2 separate regions of the Homo sapiens genome follow, and region 1 is linked to region 2. A link is an interaction called in ENCODE POLR2A ChIA-PET data of the cell type or tissue named here. Cell type or tissue: OCI-LY7. All regions are shown on one strand. Links, peaks and the distances in the headings refer to the core of each region. The heading gives the core; the rest is flanking DNA. Region 1 has its middle 15 kb from the start of GRSF1. Region 2 overlaps MOB1B (MOB kinase activator 1B).

What was found. Peaks named below come from ENCODE experiments on the same cell type or tissue, not always from the same donor. Only the 100,000 strongest peaks of a DNase experiment are listed, where the experiment ranks them.
Region 1: POLR2A ChIA-PET joins it to region 2 with 8 read pairs; 5 of 35 experiments call an interaction of 5 or more read pairs at or near these places.

What each region holds. Positions count from the first base shown.
Region 1 is chr4:70,850,559-70,859,526 of GRCh38, reverse strand. It overlaps the pseudogene RNU6-891P. Among named protein-coding and RNA genes, the nearest start is that of GRSF1, 15 kb to the right of the region's middle. In OCI-LY7, for the core only: no CTCF peak of the experiment used is centred there; no DNase peak of the experiment used is centred there.
Region 2 is chr4:70,917,597-70,926,564 of GRCh38, reverse strand. The region is part of intron 1 of MOB1B (MOB kinase activator 1B); the gene reads right to left. Among named protein-coding and RNA genes, the nearest start is that of MOB1B, 20 kb to the right of the region's middle. In OCI-LY7, for the core only: no CTCF peak of the experiment used is centred there; a DNase peak (open chromatin) is centred at 5,804; H3K4me3 peaks cover 624 bases; H3K27ac peaks cover 2,176 bases.

The sequences.
Region 1 (8,968 bases), core at 2,547-6,546, 68 kb after region 2:
CTGTACCTTGGGCTCTGGTTACACTCTATCTTTTGCCATCTTAGGAAAAACTAGCTGATGCCACTACTTCTCAGTATCTGGATAGTAAACAACAAAAACAAAAACCTACCACCTTATCTTAGTAAGTATGCCAGAAGATGCCATAGCCTATGCTTCCACTTTCTAAATGTCCTCAGTGTGAACATTTAGTCAGAGTAGTACCGACTTAGCATTCATAGAAAATTCTGTTTTGTGACTGCCTCATCTACCTGGAGTAAATCAATTCCTTATCATAATCATGTTGACATTGTATTCTGAGAACTCTCTCAGGAATGCTGTTCACATTTCCAGTCTTGTTCATTTTTAAACATTTGCCATGGGGAAAAATGTGCTATTAATATGAAATAATCCTTTCATTTTGATTGAAGTTACTATTTCTTGACAGGACATTTTATTTCAATAACTAATCAGCTCACTCTTTCCCAGAGACCTGTTTTAACAAGCAAATTTTAACAAATGAAAAAGTTGCAGTATTTAGAGCTATATTCATCTGTTATGTGTCCATCATAAATAGGTACATTTTATTCTCTCACAGAAGAGTTTTCCAAATACAGTCCATGGGAGAAAGATAAAAATTGGTTGGCATGGACTTGTTAATCATGAATATAGCCCAACTGACGAAGCTAACCTAAGAAAAACATCACTGCAGCGAAAGACAAATTTTGAATTTGTGGCTCTAAGTGGATTCGTTTTCCTGTCAGATAAAATGAGGCAGTGATGGTGGTGAGAAAATGCCCCTCTTTGTCTTTCCTTGGAAATAACTGGTAGCCTCAATTCCTGAACTTCTGTTGTATCTACTCAACCTAATAAACTTTTTCCTTTAATCTTGGATGATGAATAGCACCTTAGTCACAGGTTACACAAATGGGCACCATTTATTTATGGTACTTGACTTCAATTCCTTTTCCTTTTGCTACCCTAGGCTTATTGACGTCTATGGGTTCACGATTTTTTGCTTCTTTCAAATGCAAAGAAGACTGTGGGGTGGGACCCTTTGAGATGAACTCAGCCTCACTGCATATCAGAAGAAAAGTATGTTCACCTCTAAGAATTAAGGGGCATGGACAATAAAATGAGTCCCCTACTTATTTCTTACTAATCAGAACAATTATCCCCTTCCAGCTCGTCTTCTAGCTCATGATAATGTGCCCTTTAGAGCTTTGAGCGCACCTTCTGAACATTCTTTCCTAAAGATGGGAGGTGATTGTTTCTTTCCTTCCTTCTCCTTACAGTCCCCTAAATCTAGAGTGTTTCTACCAATTTAGACTAGCTCTACCTCAGAAAGTGTCAGAGAAGAAGGCTGACAACCTGTCAGTGGTACTCTGTATACAGTACTATAATAAGGACCTGTTTTAGGATTACTTTGTTATAGAGAAGGTGGAGGAGTTCTCTCCTATTTAAAGCCAACCTCTGCCAACTGAGTTTTGATGCTGTCCTTTTCCACCTTTCTGGGAAACCACACATCAATTATGCTTATTTCTCCTCATTACTTAGTCCTCATCAACTGAACCCTTCCCAACACCACTTCAACAATGCTCTCATCTCACCAAATTTAATACAAACTAATCTAAACAAAGTAAAACAAAATCCACATTAGACCTATATTTCCTTTACTGCCTTATCCCTTTCTGCATTTACAAAATCAAACTTTTATTTTTTTCTACTTTCATCTCCATTTCCTCACCTCTGCTTTATTCTGGTTTCTGCTATCACTACTCCAAGAATAATGTCCTCCACAGGACATTATTAATTATTTGTGGAGTTTTTTGTTTGTTTGTTTTTGAGACAGAGTTTTGCTTTTGTTGCCCAGGCTGGGGTGCAATGGCATGATCTCGGCTCACTGCAGCCTCTGCCTCCCGATTCTCCTGCCTCAACCTCCCGAGTAGCTGGGAATACAGGCGCTTGCCACCATGCCTGGCTAATTTTTTGTATTTTTAGTAGAGATGGTGTTTCACCATGTTAGCCAGGCTGGTCTCGAGCTCCTGGCCTCAGGTGATCTGCCCGCCTCGGCCTCCCAACGTGCTGGGATTACAGGCATGAGCCACCGTGTCCGGCCTCAATTATTATTATTACTATTTTGATACAGGGTGTCACTCTGTTGCCCAGGCTGGAGTGCAGTGGCATGATCTCAATTCACTGCAACCTCCACTTCCTGGGCACAGGTGATCCTCCCACCTCAACCTCCATAGTAGCTGGGACCACAGGTGTATGCCACCACTTGGCTAATTTTTGTATTTTTTGTAGAGACAGGGTTTCACCATGTTGCCCAGGCTGGTCTCGAACTCCTGGGCTCAAGCAGTCCACCTGCCTCAGCCTCCTAAAGTGCTAGGATTACAGGCGTGAGCCACCATGCCCAGCCCTCCATAGGGCATTAAATGCTTGAGTACCTCAAGTCTGGTTTCTAGGCCTTTTTCTCTTCTTACTCTAAACTTGGTCTTAGGCAACCTCATCTAAACCAACAACTTCATTTATACTGACAACTCTCAAATGAATAGTTCCAGGGCAGACTTCTCTGGTTTAACACAAATTGAATTTAACACAAAATGGGGTTGGTTTGCTTCCAGTATATCTGTTTGTTCTAAACTTTCCTGGAAATGAAAATCATCCCCATCCACTCCACCCAACTCCAAACAAGAGTAAAATAACAGGAAACACTACCCCCTCAAACAAGCCCCAAGTCCTGTTGATTCTACCTCTGAAAAAAAAATTTCACAAATCTTTCCTCTTCTCTTCATCTCCATTGCTACCATACTAGTCAAAAATTGTCTCTCAATGTAAGACTTTTGTCCAAGAGAGCCTTTTCACTTCCATAATAAAGAATTAAATAACTAGCACTAAAGAAGGTTAATTATGGCTATCTGGGCTTAAAACAATAATAACACCGGCTGGGCACAGTGGCTTAGGCCTGTAATCCCAGCACTTTGGGAGGCGGAGGCAGGCGGATTACTTGAGGTCAAAAGTTAGAGACCAGCCTGGCCAACATGGTGAAACCCCGTCTGTACTAAAAATACAAAAATTAGCCAGGCATGGTGTTGTGCACTTGTAATTCCAGCTACTAGGGAGGCTAAGGCATGAGAATCATTTGAACCCACAAGGCAGAGGTTGCAGTGAGCCGAGATTGTGCCACTGCCCTCCAGCCTAGGTGAAAGAGTGAGACTCTGTCTCAAAAATAAATAAATAAAACAATAATAATAACACAATTTTTTTTTTGAGATGGAGTTTCGCTCTTGTTGTCCAGGCTGGAGTACAACGGAGCAATCTTGGCTCACTGCAACCTCCGTCTCCCAGGTTCAAGCAATTCTCCTGCCTCAGTCTCCCAAGTAGTTGGAATTACAGGCACCCACCACCATGCCCGGCTAATTTTGTATTTTTAGTAGAGACGAGGTTTCACCATGTTTGGCAGGCTGGTCTCAAACTCCTGACCTCAGGTGATCCGCCCACCTCGGCCTCCCAAAGTGCTGGGATTACAGGCGTGAGCCACCGCACCCGGCCAGTAACACAATTTTTAAAACCTGGCATTTCATAAGTTAAATCTAGACATACATATATAGGCATACCATGCAGATATTGCAGGTTTGGTTCCAGATCACTGCAATAAAGTGAATATTGCAATAAAGTGAATATCGCAATAAAGTGAGTTACACACATTTTTTGGTTTCCAGTGCATATAAAAATTATGTTTTTACTATACTATTGTTTATTAAGTGTACAATAGCATATGCATAAAAAAGTACCTTCATTAAAGAATATTTTATTGCTAATGAATGCTAACAATTATCTGACCCTTCAGTGAGTCATAATCTTTTTGCTGGTAGAGGGACTTATCTTTGATGTTGATGGCTGCTGACTCATCAGTATGGTGGTTGCTGAAGGTTGGGGTGGCTGACGCAAATTCTTAAGATAGGGCAACAATTAAGTTTGCTACACTGATTCTGTTTCATAAATGAAAGATCTGTCCTTTATGCAATGATGTTTGATAGCCTTTTACACACAGTGGAATTTCTTTCAAAATTGGAGTCAATCCTCTCAAACTCTTACCACTGCTTTATCAACTAAGTTTAGGTAATATTCTGTTTTTTCCTATTTATTTATTTTATATGTAATATTCTAAATCCTTTATTGTCATTTCAACAATGTTCACAGTATCTTCACCAGAGGCTGCAGTTTCTTGAGATAGAATCCTCAAAAAAACACTTTATTTGCTCATGTTTAAGAAACTACTCCTTATCCATTCAAGTTGGATCATGAGGTTGTAGCAATTCATTCACATCTTCAGGCTCCACTTCTAATTCTAGTTCTGTTTCCACCATCTTTGCAGTTACTTTCTTCACTAAAGACTTAAACCCCTCAAAATTGTCCATAAGTGTTTGGAACCAAGTTCTTCCAAATTCCTGTTAACATTGATATTTTGACCTCCTCCCATGAATCACAAATGTTCCTAAAGGCATCTCGAATGGTGGATCCTTTCCAGAAGGTTTTCAATGTACTTTGCACAGATCTATCAAAGGAATCACTGTTTATGGCAGCTATAGCCTTACAAAATGTATTTCTTAACTACTAAGACTTGAAAATCTAAGTTACTCCTTGATCCATGAGCTGTAGAATGAGTATTGTGTTAGTAGGCATGAAAACAACATTCATCTCCTTGTACATCTCCATTAGAGCTGTTGGGTAACCAGGTGCATTGTCAAGGAGCAGTAATATTTTGAAAGGAAACTTTTTTCCTGAGCAACAGATCTCAACAGTGGGCTTAAAATATTCAGTAAACCATGCTGTAAACAGATGTGCTGTCATTCAAGCTTTGCAGCTTCATTTATAGAGCACAGGCAGAACACATTTAGCATAATTCTACAGGGCCCGAGGATTTTCAGAATGGTAAACGAACATTGGCTTCAACTTAAAATCACCAGCTGCATTAGCCCCTAACAAGAGTCAGCATGTCCCTTGAAGCTTTGAAGCCAGGCCGTGACTTCTCATTTCTAGCAATGAAAGTCCTGCATGTCATCTTCTTCCCATATAAGGCTGTTTCATCTACAGTGGAAATCTGTTTAGTGGGTTCATCTTCATTGATTATTATGCTAGATCTTCTGGATAGCTTGCTACAGCTTCTCCATCAGCACTTGCTGCTTCACCTTGCACTTTTACATGACAGAGACAGCTTCTTTCCTTAAGCCTCATGAACCACCTCTGCCTAGCTTCAAACTTTTCTTCTGCAGCTTTCCAACCTCTCTTAGCCTTTATAGAACTGAAGAGAGTTAAGGCCTTCCTCTGGGTTCGGCTTTGGCTTAAGGGAAGGTTGTGACTGGTTTGATCTTCTATCCGGACCACTCAAATTTCCCCGTATCAACAATAAAGCTGTTTTGCTTTTTTTTTTTTTTAATCATTCATGTGTTCACTGGAGTAATACTTCTAATTTCCTTCAAGAACTTTTCCTTTGCATTCACAACTTGGCTAACTGATGCAAGAGGCTTAGCTTTCGGCCTGTCTCAGCTTTTGACATGCCCCCTTCCTCAATAAGCTTAATTGTTTCTAGCTTTTAATTTAAAGTAAGAGATGTATGACTCCTCCTTTCATTTGAACACTTAGAGGCCACTGTAGGGTAATTAATTGGCTTAATTTCAATATCACTGTGTTGCAGGAAATAAGGAGGCCCGAGGAAAGGGAGACAGACAGAGAAACGGCCACTCAACGGAGCAGTCAGAACACACACTACTTTTTACTGCAATAAAGCGAAACACAATAAAATGAGGTATGCCTGTATTTAAACAATACTTTGATATCTAATCTGAAAACATATTATATCCCTGAATTCACAGGGCATAGCACAGTGCCTGGAACACAAAAAGCACTTAATAAATTTTGTTAGATAAATGAATAATTGTTCAAAGTTAGTTTCTTTTCTCCTTTATACTCTCCCCAACTTCCTCTAAGTAAAAATTAAAACTTTCTGTTTTAATGCTTAGGTGTTACTCCTTTCAAAAGTCAAAATTACAATAAATTTAGTTTAAAGATCTTAATTGGCTTTTTGTGTGTGTGTGATTCATTCCATAAAACCAAACTCCTTTGCTCCAATGAGCCGAGCAAAGGAATTTGGCTTTATAGAGAGAAATAAGCTGAGGAGGCCGGGCATGGTGGCTCACATTTGTAATTCCAGCACTTTGGGAGGCCAAGGACGGTGGATCACTGGAGGTCAGGAGTTTGAGACCAGCCAGGTCAACATGGCAAAACCCTGTATCTACTAAAGACACAAAAATTAGCTGGGCATGTGCCTGTAATTCCAGCTACTTGGGAGGCTGAAGCAGGAGAATCGCTCAAACCTGAGAAGCGGAGGCTGCAGTGAGCTGAGATTGTGCCACTGCACTCCAACCTGAGCAACAGAGTAATATTGTCTCAAAAAAAAAAAAAAAAAAGAAAGAAAGAAATGGGCCGAGGAAAGCAGAAACAGAACAAAAAGTAGATTGGTCATTTCGAAGCTACTCTCCCTGTAAAGGTTAAAGCAGAAGGGACTTTATCAAGCCAGATAAAACTGGACTATTTGGGGATTTGCCTATTAACTCCTGCTACCTTGAAGTGTCACATAAACAACTTAGTTACAGTTTGGTGGTATGGAACTTCAGGACAAGTAACTCCATTTTGATTTGGTCTGTTGAGCCTAAAGAGATATAATTGTATTGAACAATTCCCCTCTTTTTGTCAGGGTCTCTCATAGGTGACAGTGTGACCAAGACTTAGGGCATCAGTACAATCTAACAGTCACCATCATTTTGGGGTGCGCTCTCCATACATCATTCATGGGTTACATTGTCTTTCTTATCATGTGTTTCTTTAAGTTTTCTTCATTCCAGCCCAAAAGACCGTTTAGCATACAGCAGATAGCTGCATGTAGATATTTAAGACTTTTTGAGAGGATACTGTGTACCAGGAAGACTAATATTGTGACCATCAGGAGGATAATACCAAAAATTCGGAGCATGTTTCTTACCCAGGGTCTCCATGAACTAAAGCAACTAAAATCAAACAGATCTAAGAATGAGCTAGATGAGGAGTCTGCCTGTTTTAACCAAGTAGGTATTAATTTTTAATAACTGAGTGTCTACAATACTTGATATATTTACCTATATGCAACAAGAAATATCAGCAACTACACAGACTACTTCCTGTTCAGCTAGTAGGTAATCTAGCATCCCATGATTGGGATAAATTAAGGCAGGAAGTGAGAACAAGTGGATCTAGAAGTCTTTTTTTTAAAAAATATGGAACGCTTCATGAATTTGCATGTCATCCTTGTGCAGGGGCCATGCTAATCTTCTCTGTATCGTTCTAATTATTTTAGCATATGTGCTTCTGAAGCCGAGCACTAGAAGTCTTACTTTATAAAACAGATCATGAGGCTGGGCATGGTGGCTCACACTTGTAATCCCAGCACTTTGGGAGGCTGAGGTGGGCAGATCACCTAAGGTCACGAGTTCGAGACCAGCCTGGCCAACATGGTGAAACCCTGTCTCTACTAAATATACAAAAAATTAGCCAGTCGTGGTGGCGGGTGCCTGTAGTCCCAGCTACTTGGGAGGCTGAGGCAGGAGAATCACTTGAACCTGAGAGGCAAAGGTTGCAGTGAGCTGAGATGTTGGCCAGGCTGGTCTCGAACTCCTAACCTCAAGTGATTTGCCTACCTCAGCCTCCCAGAGTGTTGAGATTACAGGTGTAAGCCACCGGGCCCAGCCCAACTTCTCATCTTGATTTGCAGTTTGATTGTCTCTGGTTATGGCATCATGCATTTTGGTGAAATCTCTATTTGGCCCACACATCAGTAATAGGACTTGTCCTTTGAAATTTACATTGAGTTGTCCAGCTTCTGCTTATAGGGCTTCAGGAACAGAGTAGTTCTTATTTTTAGTTGGAGAGTCGTAACCACATACTGGAGGAAACTAGAAGAATTCAGAATCTAGTCTAGTCTACAGGTAGATAATAAAAACTTGAGAACAAGGAACAGGGGTATACTCTATTAACAGGTATACTATAGCTATCCTCAGAAACATAGTTTTTCTCTCAATAGCAGTGGTCTCCAATCTTTTCGTGGAAGACAATTTTTCCACAGACCAGGGTAGGGGTGGAGGGGATAGTTTCGGGATGAAACTTCCACCTCAGATCATCAAGCATAAGATTCTCATGAGGAGCAAGAAACCTAGATGCCTCGCATGTGAAGTTCACAATAGGGTTCCCACTTCTATGAGGATTTTTTGTTTTTGAGACGGAGTCTCACTCTGTCACCTAGGCTGGAGTGCAGTGATATGAACTTGGCTCACTGCAACTTCTGCCTCTGGGGTTCAAGGGATTCTCCTGCCTCAGCCTCCTAAGTATCTGGGATTATAAGGGTGCACCGCCATACCCAGCTAATTTTTGTATTTTTAGTAGAGATGGGGTTTCACCATGTTGGCGAGGCTGGTCTTGAACTCCTGACCTCAATCCTCCCACCTTGGCCTCCCAAAGTGCTGGGATTACAGGTGTGAGCCACCACGCCTGGCCTCCTGTGAGAATTTAATGCTGCTGCTGATCTGATGGAGGTGGAGCTTAGGCGGTAATGCTCGCTTGTCTGCAGCTCACCTCCTGCTTTGTGGCCTGGTTGCTCATCTCCTGCTGGGTGGCCTGGTTTTTAACAGGTGAGCCAGGGGTTGGGGACTCCTGCTCTACAGTCACCCCCATTTCTACCAAAGATAATCGGGGTAAAACTAATTTGTTTGCAAAATAAGTTTAGTCTCATCAAACTTAGGCTGTTTATTTATACAAGTACAGCAAGAATAACAATTGACCACATAGGCGCTATTAAACTTTGCTTTGCTGGAACTTTTGATAGGAAATCAAATCCAACAGATTGGATTATTAACAACCTCTTGAGGCTATGAAGCCAAACCAAAGCATACCTCAGACT
Region 2 (8,968 bases), core at 2,043-6,042:
ACAGTTTATACACTGGGCTTGGGAATTTCATGAGTGGAGATAATGACAGTGTTTATACAGGACTCTGGTTTATGAAAAGCTTTCATATACATTCTGTCATTCAAGTCTCACATTAACCCAATGGAAGAAGCATTCGTTACCCTCCAGTAGGCAGAGGAAATAGAAACTAAGAAATTAAGTCATCTGCCCAAGGTCACATAGCTAGTGACAGACCAAAGACTCTGAATCTCGGATTTCCTCACTCATAGGCCACTGTTCTCTCCCATGACAATCTTCAGTTAATTAAAAAAAAAAAAAAAATGGCTGTAATCCCAGCACTTGGGAGGCCAAGGTGGACGGACTGCTTGAGCCCAGGAGTTCAAGACCACCTGGACAACATGGCAAAACCCTGTCTCTACAAAAGATACAAAAATTATCCAGGCATGGTGGCACACACCTAAAGTCCCGGCTACTCAGGAAGCTGAGGTGGAAGAATCACGAGCCCAGGAGGTTGAGGTTGCAGTGAGCTGAGAAGATACCACTGCATTCCAGCTTCGGTGACAGAGTGAGATCCTGTCACTCACACAAATAAGAAAATTATTGAAAACATATTTGCTAAGCAATGTCCTAATGTGCTGGGAAATAAAATGATGAACAAACCCTCAGTCCAGGAGGAGAAAACTTAGAATCCAGAAGGAGAAAAAAACACATTAAACAAGAAAATAATTGCAAGTGTGAAAGGACAGTACGGGGATCTACATTGAGGCTCCCTTATTGGGAATCTCTCAAAGACAGAACTGGTGTTATATTGAATCCAAGGATTTTTCTTATTCACCTTATCTCAAACCATTTAAATTAAATATACAGGCATCCACTTTGGAAGGTGCTTTCAAATCACCTAGGGATCTTATTAAAATGCATTATAATCCAATGATTAGGACCCGAAATCCTGCATTTCAAACATACTCCTAGGTGGTGCCAAAGATCCACACTTTGAGAGTCTACAGCAAACTTCTCAAGGATTATGGTTATGTAGAGACACTGATCCTCTCAATCCTGAGAGTACTTTCTGTCACCAGAGGACCAAGAGCAGTTTTTCTTCTGCTACATAAAATGACAGTGGTATTTTTCTTCCTTAATGTTAAGTGATATCAAAAAAGGCAAAGACATCACTAACAAGTATAGTTATCCCTAGACAACACCTTACAAATACATTCCCACTTGAAAGAAAGCTAAAATCAATAAAGCTCACCAGGCATGGTGGCTCATGCCCGTAATCCCAGCACTGTGGGAGCCTGAGGAGGGCAGATCACCAGAGGTCAGGCGTTCAAGACCAGCCTGGCCAATATGGTGAAACCCCGTCTCTACTAAAAATACAAAAATTAGCCGGGCACACACCTGTAAGTCTCTGCTACTCAGGAGGCTGAGGCAGGAGAATCACTTGAACCCAGGAGGTGGAGGTTGCAGTGAGCCCAGATTGCGCCATTGCACTCTGGCCTGAGTTACAGAGCAAGACTCCATCTCAAAAAAATAAAATAAAAATAAAATAAAATCAATAGAGCTCAACTAAAGCAAATTTTGGTTCCCAAATGTCTAGCTGTTTAAAATTGTAGTTTTTTTGTATAGTTTGGTTCTAACTATAATTAGAAATATAATTTTTAAAAAATGTTGGTTCTTCAACCCAAATGTCCATCAATGATAGACTGGATTAAGAAATTGTGGCACATATACACCATGGAATACTATGCAGCCATAAAAGAGGATGAGTTCATGTCCTTTGCAGGTACATGGATGAAGCTGGAAGACATCATTCTCAGCAAACTATCACAAGGACAGAAAACCAAACACCACATGTCCTCACTCATAGATGCATAGATGGGAAATGAACAATGAGATCAACTGGACACAGGGCGGGGAATATCACACACTGTGGCCTGCTGGTGGGTGGGGGACTTCGGGAGGGATAGCATTAGGAGAAATACCTAATGTAAATGATGAATTGATGGATGCAGCAAACCAACACGGCACATGTATACCTATGTATCAAAACTGCACGTTGTGCTCGTGTACCCTAGAACTTAAAGTATAATTTAAAAAAAAAATAGTTGGTTCTTGATGGCTTGCTATTTTCCAAATGAAACACTGATGAAGATTAAAGGGCTAAAGAGTCTAAGCCACTTTGGGACTTAAAGGGCTGAAGAGTCAAAGTCACTGCAGCAGACCTCAAAATATTGCTGTGAATTGGTCTGCTGTTCACTGACTCAAAAGTACAATTCCTAAGAGTTGAAAATAAGACAGCTGAATATTTGGCAGGTATGGAGAAGGGTTAGTGAGAATGCAACCAGGCATATGTGAGCAAAAACTATAACCACAGGGAGTTTTTAAACAAAGAGCTATTTCAGTAGTTAAATCTAACACTACAGAGCTCCAGCAAACAAATGGATTCTCTAAACAGCAGGAGGGTTATGCTGTTGCTCATCTGTTTGAAACATGATCCCAAACACCAGAAAAAGTTGCCTTAAAATACCTTTCCCCCATTGTTTCTACTAAATTACTCTTTATTTACAGAGTTATACATTTCCACTAAGTTATACTGTTACCTATTTCTTTTTTTTTTTTTGAGTCTAATTTTTTTTTTTTTTTTTGAGTCTCACTCTGTTGCCCAGGCTGGAGTGCAGTGGTGCGATCTCGGCTCACTGCAAGCTCTGTCTCCCAGGTTCATGCCATTCTCCTGCCTCAGCCTGAGTAGGTGGGACTACAGGCGCCCACGACCAGGCCCAGCTCATTTTTTTGTATTTTTAGTAGAGAGGGGGTTTCATCGAGTTAGCCAGGATGGTCTCTTTCTCCTGATCTTGTGATCCGCCCGCCTTGGCCTCCAAGAGTGCTGGGATTACAGGCTTGAGCCACCGCACCCGGCCCTACTGTTACCTATTTCTACAAAAGAAGATTTACATAAAAAATATTCCTCCTAATGCCCAATACTATAATACTATAACTACTAAACTATTATCATCAAATTTCAATTTGAGAACAACAAAAAGACTTAGGCAGACAGATACAAGGGTAGCAATAAAAGAAAATTTGACTAGGCAAGGTAGCTCATGCCTATAATCCCAGCACTTTGGGAGTCTGAGGCGGGCAGTTCGCTTGAGCCCAGGAGTTGGAGACCAGCCTGGGAAACATGGCAAAACTTCGTCTCTACGCATGTGGCACCGGTGCCCACCTAAGGTCAGAGACATCAGAGACATGTGACACACTAAGACTGGACCCCATAGGAGGATGCTCTGGGGGATCCTGTGGACCTCAGCCTCCCCAAAGAGGATGCTCTTGCAGAGGTTCTGAGGTCTAGAAGTTCTGAGCCCTCCTCAGAATTCTCCCGCAGTTGTAACGCTGCTTGGCCCCAAAATTGTTTGGAATCTGGAGCTTACTGTTTAATGGGAAAATGGGATGGCGTTGCATGTATCCAGGCTTTTGTGCTGCGGTTCTAAGCAGGGGGCCTGATTAATGTGACGTTCTCCTTTGGTACTGTTTGGCCCCAGTGCTCTTCAGAGTCTGGGGAGGTTTGGCCTTTAATAATCAAACTGCCATGGAGACTGCTTTACCCAAAATTTTGGTTCACAGCCTTCATTGGATTATCTATTGGGGCAAAGTAAAACTGGCAAGCTTGTATTGCTACCTCATGGCTAAGGTTCCAAGCAATTGGATCTTCGTTTGTGTGTGTGTATAGATGTCTAGATGTATTTATTCGTATGTACACTTATTGTTACATGTTGTGTCTACCAAAATTGGCTTATAAGTAAGAGTGCTCATAAATTAAGTCTAAGCAATTTTCAAGTTCACGTGACTTAGAAGTATAACTCTACTAAACAAATTAGCTTCAAAATTATAGGTGGAATAAAAATAGAAATGCCTTCAGAATTGTCAGCATACATTTTGTCTGAATTTTATGTTTGTCTTTGCTAGGTATTTTTAAATGTCAGTGTTAATTCGGGCCTGCCTCTCATTCTATTCAAAGTCTCACTGAGATAAATGCACATCTGATTGCTTCCTTTGGAAGGACTAATCAGAAACTCAAAAGAATGTAACCGTTTGTCTCCCACCTACCTATGATCTGAAAGCCCCCAAGCCCCCTCCCCACCTCGAATTGTCCTGCCTTTCTGGAACGAACCAATGTTTATTTTACATGTGTTGGTTGATGTCTCGTGTCTCCCTTGTTAAAAGTAAAAATTAAGTACAGCAAATGGGATAAATGTTTTAGGTAAACTTTTTGTGTAAATTAAAATCTTAAAGTTATTTTCGATGCTCATTTAATATCTGGGTCATCTTCAACTAAGAAATGGTTGTGATATGGGGAAATATGTTTCTAAAATTGTGGAATTGTTCTTATCTATAAATGCCCATATCTGATAGTTCAGGATTTCTTGCTTTTTAGGGTTTCACTAAAGTTTTAGGTTACTAAGGATAAGAATTTTAGTTAACACGTAATTCTGTATACAAAATGTGCCAGAAAGGATTATGTTATTAGTGGAAGAAAGAATAATTTTGTCTAATTCAGAAGTTATCTAAAAGTCAGTTCAAATTACAGATTTAAAAGGTTATTTATGAAACAATGTAGTAAGGAGTCATTAAGTAGGGGAGAAAGATGTGGGAAAAGTTTAAATAATAAAATATTCTTTAAAACCCGATAGAGAATTGAAGACATAAGGCTAATTAACACTTTCATATTCAAAGCTCCTAGCCTTGATTAAAGTAAAATAAGAAGTATTGTAAAGAAATGCGGGCCAGGCACGGTGGCTCACGCCTGTAATCCCAGCACTTTGGGAGGCCAAGGTGGGTGAATCATGAGGTCAGGAGTTCGAGATCAACCTGGCCAACACGGTGAAACCCCATCTCTACTAAAAATACAAAAATTAGCTGGGCATAGCGGCACATGCCTGTAATCCCAGCTACTGGGGAGCCTGAGGCAAGAGAATTGCTTGAACTGCAAGCTCACTCAGCTTGCAGTGAGCTGAGATCGCACCACTGCACTCCAGCCTGGGTGACAGAGCAATACTCCATCTCAGGAAAAGGGAAGGGGAGGGGAGGGGAGGGGAGGGGAGGGGAGAGAAGAGAAGAGAGAAGAAAAGAAAGAAAGAAATCCATCAGCAGTTTGGCAATTCTTTTTTTAATATAGTTAAGCATGAAGCTGGATTTACTGTGGAGCCAAATTTCACACACATGCCTGCATTGCTTCACATTATGTTTACTGTTTTGCATAGATAGTGCTGGCACTGGAGTACTTACTGGTCATGTGCCTAAAGTGGATTTCTTGACTGCATAGAATGTATAATAGTACTGGTAAACTAAAGGATATTAAATTGTGTATCAGGAATAAAATATTCATTATGTGAGTTTTCTGGGGCCCTAGGTAACACTGTAGCCTCCAGGGTAAATTAAATAGGAAAATTTAGGGTTGGTTTCCTGTTTGTTTTTGCTTCTAGTTTTCATTCATTTGCTGTTTATTCTCCTCTGGCTTTGCTTGTGTATGCATATATATAAAAAACCATGATATTTTTTAGTTCCTAGTGGAAGGCTTTTACTTGGTTCCGCGAATGGTTATTTTGTTTCTGATGCATTTCTAGCAAGTCATCATTTGTTCCATTTATCTGGAATTCCTAAACTACCTTTATCAGTAGAGATTAATGGAGCACACCAGCTTTTCATCCTTAAGCTAACTTTTTGGATTTTAGGCCTCCTGATACTTTAACTGTGTTGAGTATATTCTTGTAAATAGAATTTGAATCATACTTCTCTTTCTCTGCCTAATTTCCCCCAAAAATCTGTAAACTATTTGTGAGTATTCTTAATTCATGGCAATGTGTTTGTCTGCATACAGTCAAGCAGGGTCACTAGGATCACTCAGAGAGAGAGAACCCAGAAAACTGGCATGCTGGCAAAAGGGTAAGAATTTCTTACCAGTCTATATCTGGCTTCTTTCTCTGTGCAAACTAGTTAAATATAAAGTAAAAGTCACTGTTTATCTCCTCCATAAAGTTTTAAATTAATTGCTGTAATAATAAGAAGCCAGGTTCAGTGGCTCATGCCTGTAATCCTAGCACTTTAGGAGGCCGAGGCAGGCAGATCACCTGAGGTCAGGAGTACGAGACCAGCCTGGCCAACATGGTAAAACCCCATCTCTACTAAAAATACAAAAATTAGCCAGGCATGGCGGGGCACGCCTGTAATCCCAGTTACTTGGGAGGCTGAGGCAGGAGATCACATGAACCCAGGAGGCAGAGGTGCAGTGAGCGGAGAGTGAGACTGTTGAAGGAGAAGGAGAAGGAGAATGAGAAGGAGGAGGAGAGGAAGAGGAAGAGGAGGAGGAGGAAGAGGAAGAGGAGCTTAAATCAAATATTTTGTCAGAAAAGTGAAAAGTGTAATGTCTTTTATCTAGTTCATGTGACTTGAGTAATTTCTGGGAAATAAGGATAGTTTTAAAGATAATTGGTAAAATATGTCTTCAAAATGTAAATATGTGGTTACATATTATGTTATGTATAATTATGTATAACATAATATGTAATTAAATTATGTTCAAATATTTGCTTTAGGGTCATAAGCTGTTTCTTTGGCTTTTGAAAATTGTTTAACTTGCCTGCTTTCCAGCTAGGTAAGGCCTGGGGACATGTGGAGTCATGACTATACATCAAACCTTATTGAACATAACTCACCAGGTTTTACATCAAAATTAAAATTTCTAAGAGTTGCCATTATAACATGCAATTAAGACTACTAGAAACAGTTTTACAGCTGGGTGTGGTGGCTCACGCCTGTAATCCCAACACTGTGGGAGGCCGAGGCGGGCTGATCACCTGAGGTCAGGAGTTCCAGACCAGCCTGGCCAACATGGGGAAACCCTGTCTCTACTAAAACTACAAAAATTAGCCTGGCATGGTGGTGCGCGCCTGTAGTCCTGGCTACCTGGGAGCCTGAGGGAGGAGAGTCACTTGAACCCGGGAGGCAGAGGTTGCAGTGAGCCGAGATAGCGCCACTGCACTCCAGCCTGGGCAACAGAGCAAGACTCCATCTCAAAACAACAACAAAAAAAGAAACAGTCTTACATACAATGTGTGTAAGAACAGTAGAATGTGAGGTTTTTTTGGTAAAAGGTTATAAAAGGTTTTTACTTCTTTAAAATTTCTGAGTCATCATTCTGGCAAAATAAATAATTTACGGGAATCTGGAATTCCAAAATCAAACTTCAGTTTCAAAATTGTCTTTTTTTTTTTTTAATTATTATTACACTTTAAGTTTTAGGGTACATGTGCACAATATGCAGGTTTGTTACTTATGTATACATGTGCCATGCTGGTGCACTGCACCCACTAACTCGTCATCTAGCATTAGGTATATCTCCTAATGCTATCCCTCCCCGCTCCCCCCACCCCACAACAGTCCCCAGAGTGTGATGTTCCCCTTCCTGTGTCCATGTGTTCTCATTGTTCAATTCCCACCTATGAGTGAGAATATGCAGTGTTTGGTTTTTTGTTCTTGCGATAGTTTACTGAGAATGATGATTTCCAATTTCATCCATGTCCCTACAAAGGACATGAACTCATCATTTTTTATGGCTGCATAGTATTCCATGGTGTATATGTGCCACATTTTCTTAATCCAGTCTATCGTTGGACATTTGGGTTGGTTCCAAGTCTTTGCTATTGTGAATAGTGCCGCAATAAACATACGTGTGCATGTGTCTTTATAGCAGCATGATTTATAGTCCTTTGGGTATAAAAACCCTAGAAGAAAACCTAGGCATTACCATTCAGGACACAGGCATGGGCAAGGACTTCATGTCTAAAACACCAAAAGCAATGGCAACAAAAGACAAAATTGACAAATGGGATCTAATTAAACTAAAGAGCTTCTGCACAGCAAAAGAAAACTACCATCAGAGTGAACAGGCAACCTACAAAATGGGAGAAAATTTTCGCAACCTACTCATCTGACAAAGGGCTAATATCCAGAATCTACAATGAACTCAAACAAATTTACAAGAAAAAAACAAACAACCCCATCAAAAAGTGGGCAAAGGACATGAACAGGCACTTCTCAAAAGAAGACATTTATGCAGCCAAAAAACACATGAAAAAATGCTCACCATCACTGGCCATCAGAGAAATGCAAATCAAAACCACAATGAGATACCATCTCACACCAGTTAGAATGGCAATCATTAAAAAGTCAGGAAACAACAGGTGCTGGAGAGGATGTGGAGAAATAGGAACACTTTTACACTGTTGGTGGGACTGTAAACTAGTTCAACCATTGTGGAAGTCAGTGTGGCGATTCCTCAGGGATCTAGAACTAGAAATACCATTTGACCCAGCCATCCCAAAATTGTCTTTTCTAATGCCTGGCTTTGTGGATGGATCAGAGGGCCCCTGAAAACATCTAGAAAAAAGGTAAACAGGATTATCTGACATGTTTAGGTACATGGGATTGCCAAAATTATGTTCAATCTTCTTTAGGATATATTTTTGTGGATAATGTATGTTCCAAAATTGTATGGGATTTCTAAAATCCCAATGTCTAAGTTTGGTTATTAAGTTATTGTAAACCATAGAAATAACCAAATTTCCTTGTATAAAGCTACTAACCCAAGTAAAACCAAAAAAAATTAAATATCAAGAAAATACTTTGTCCAATTTTCATTTTAAACCAACTGATACTGAAACTGTTTAAGATAGTTTATCATCAATGCTTGATCCCACATTCCTGGGAAAATAATTAAAGCTTCACATACATTTGGTGACCTGATGGGCCATTTAAACATTTTATAAAGGGATTTTATTAAATTGTTATTTTCAATGCATGTTTTCTGGTTGTATAAAAGCTTTCCCATGCAAGAGGGCTGATGCTAAAACAGTAGATTATTATACTACAGTGTATTTTTACCAGGTAAAGACAGTTTTTTATGGTTTGGATCTTCTGAGAACGTCAGAGAAAG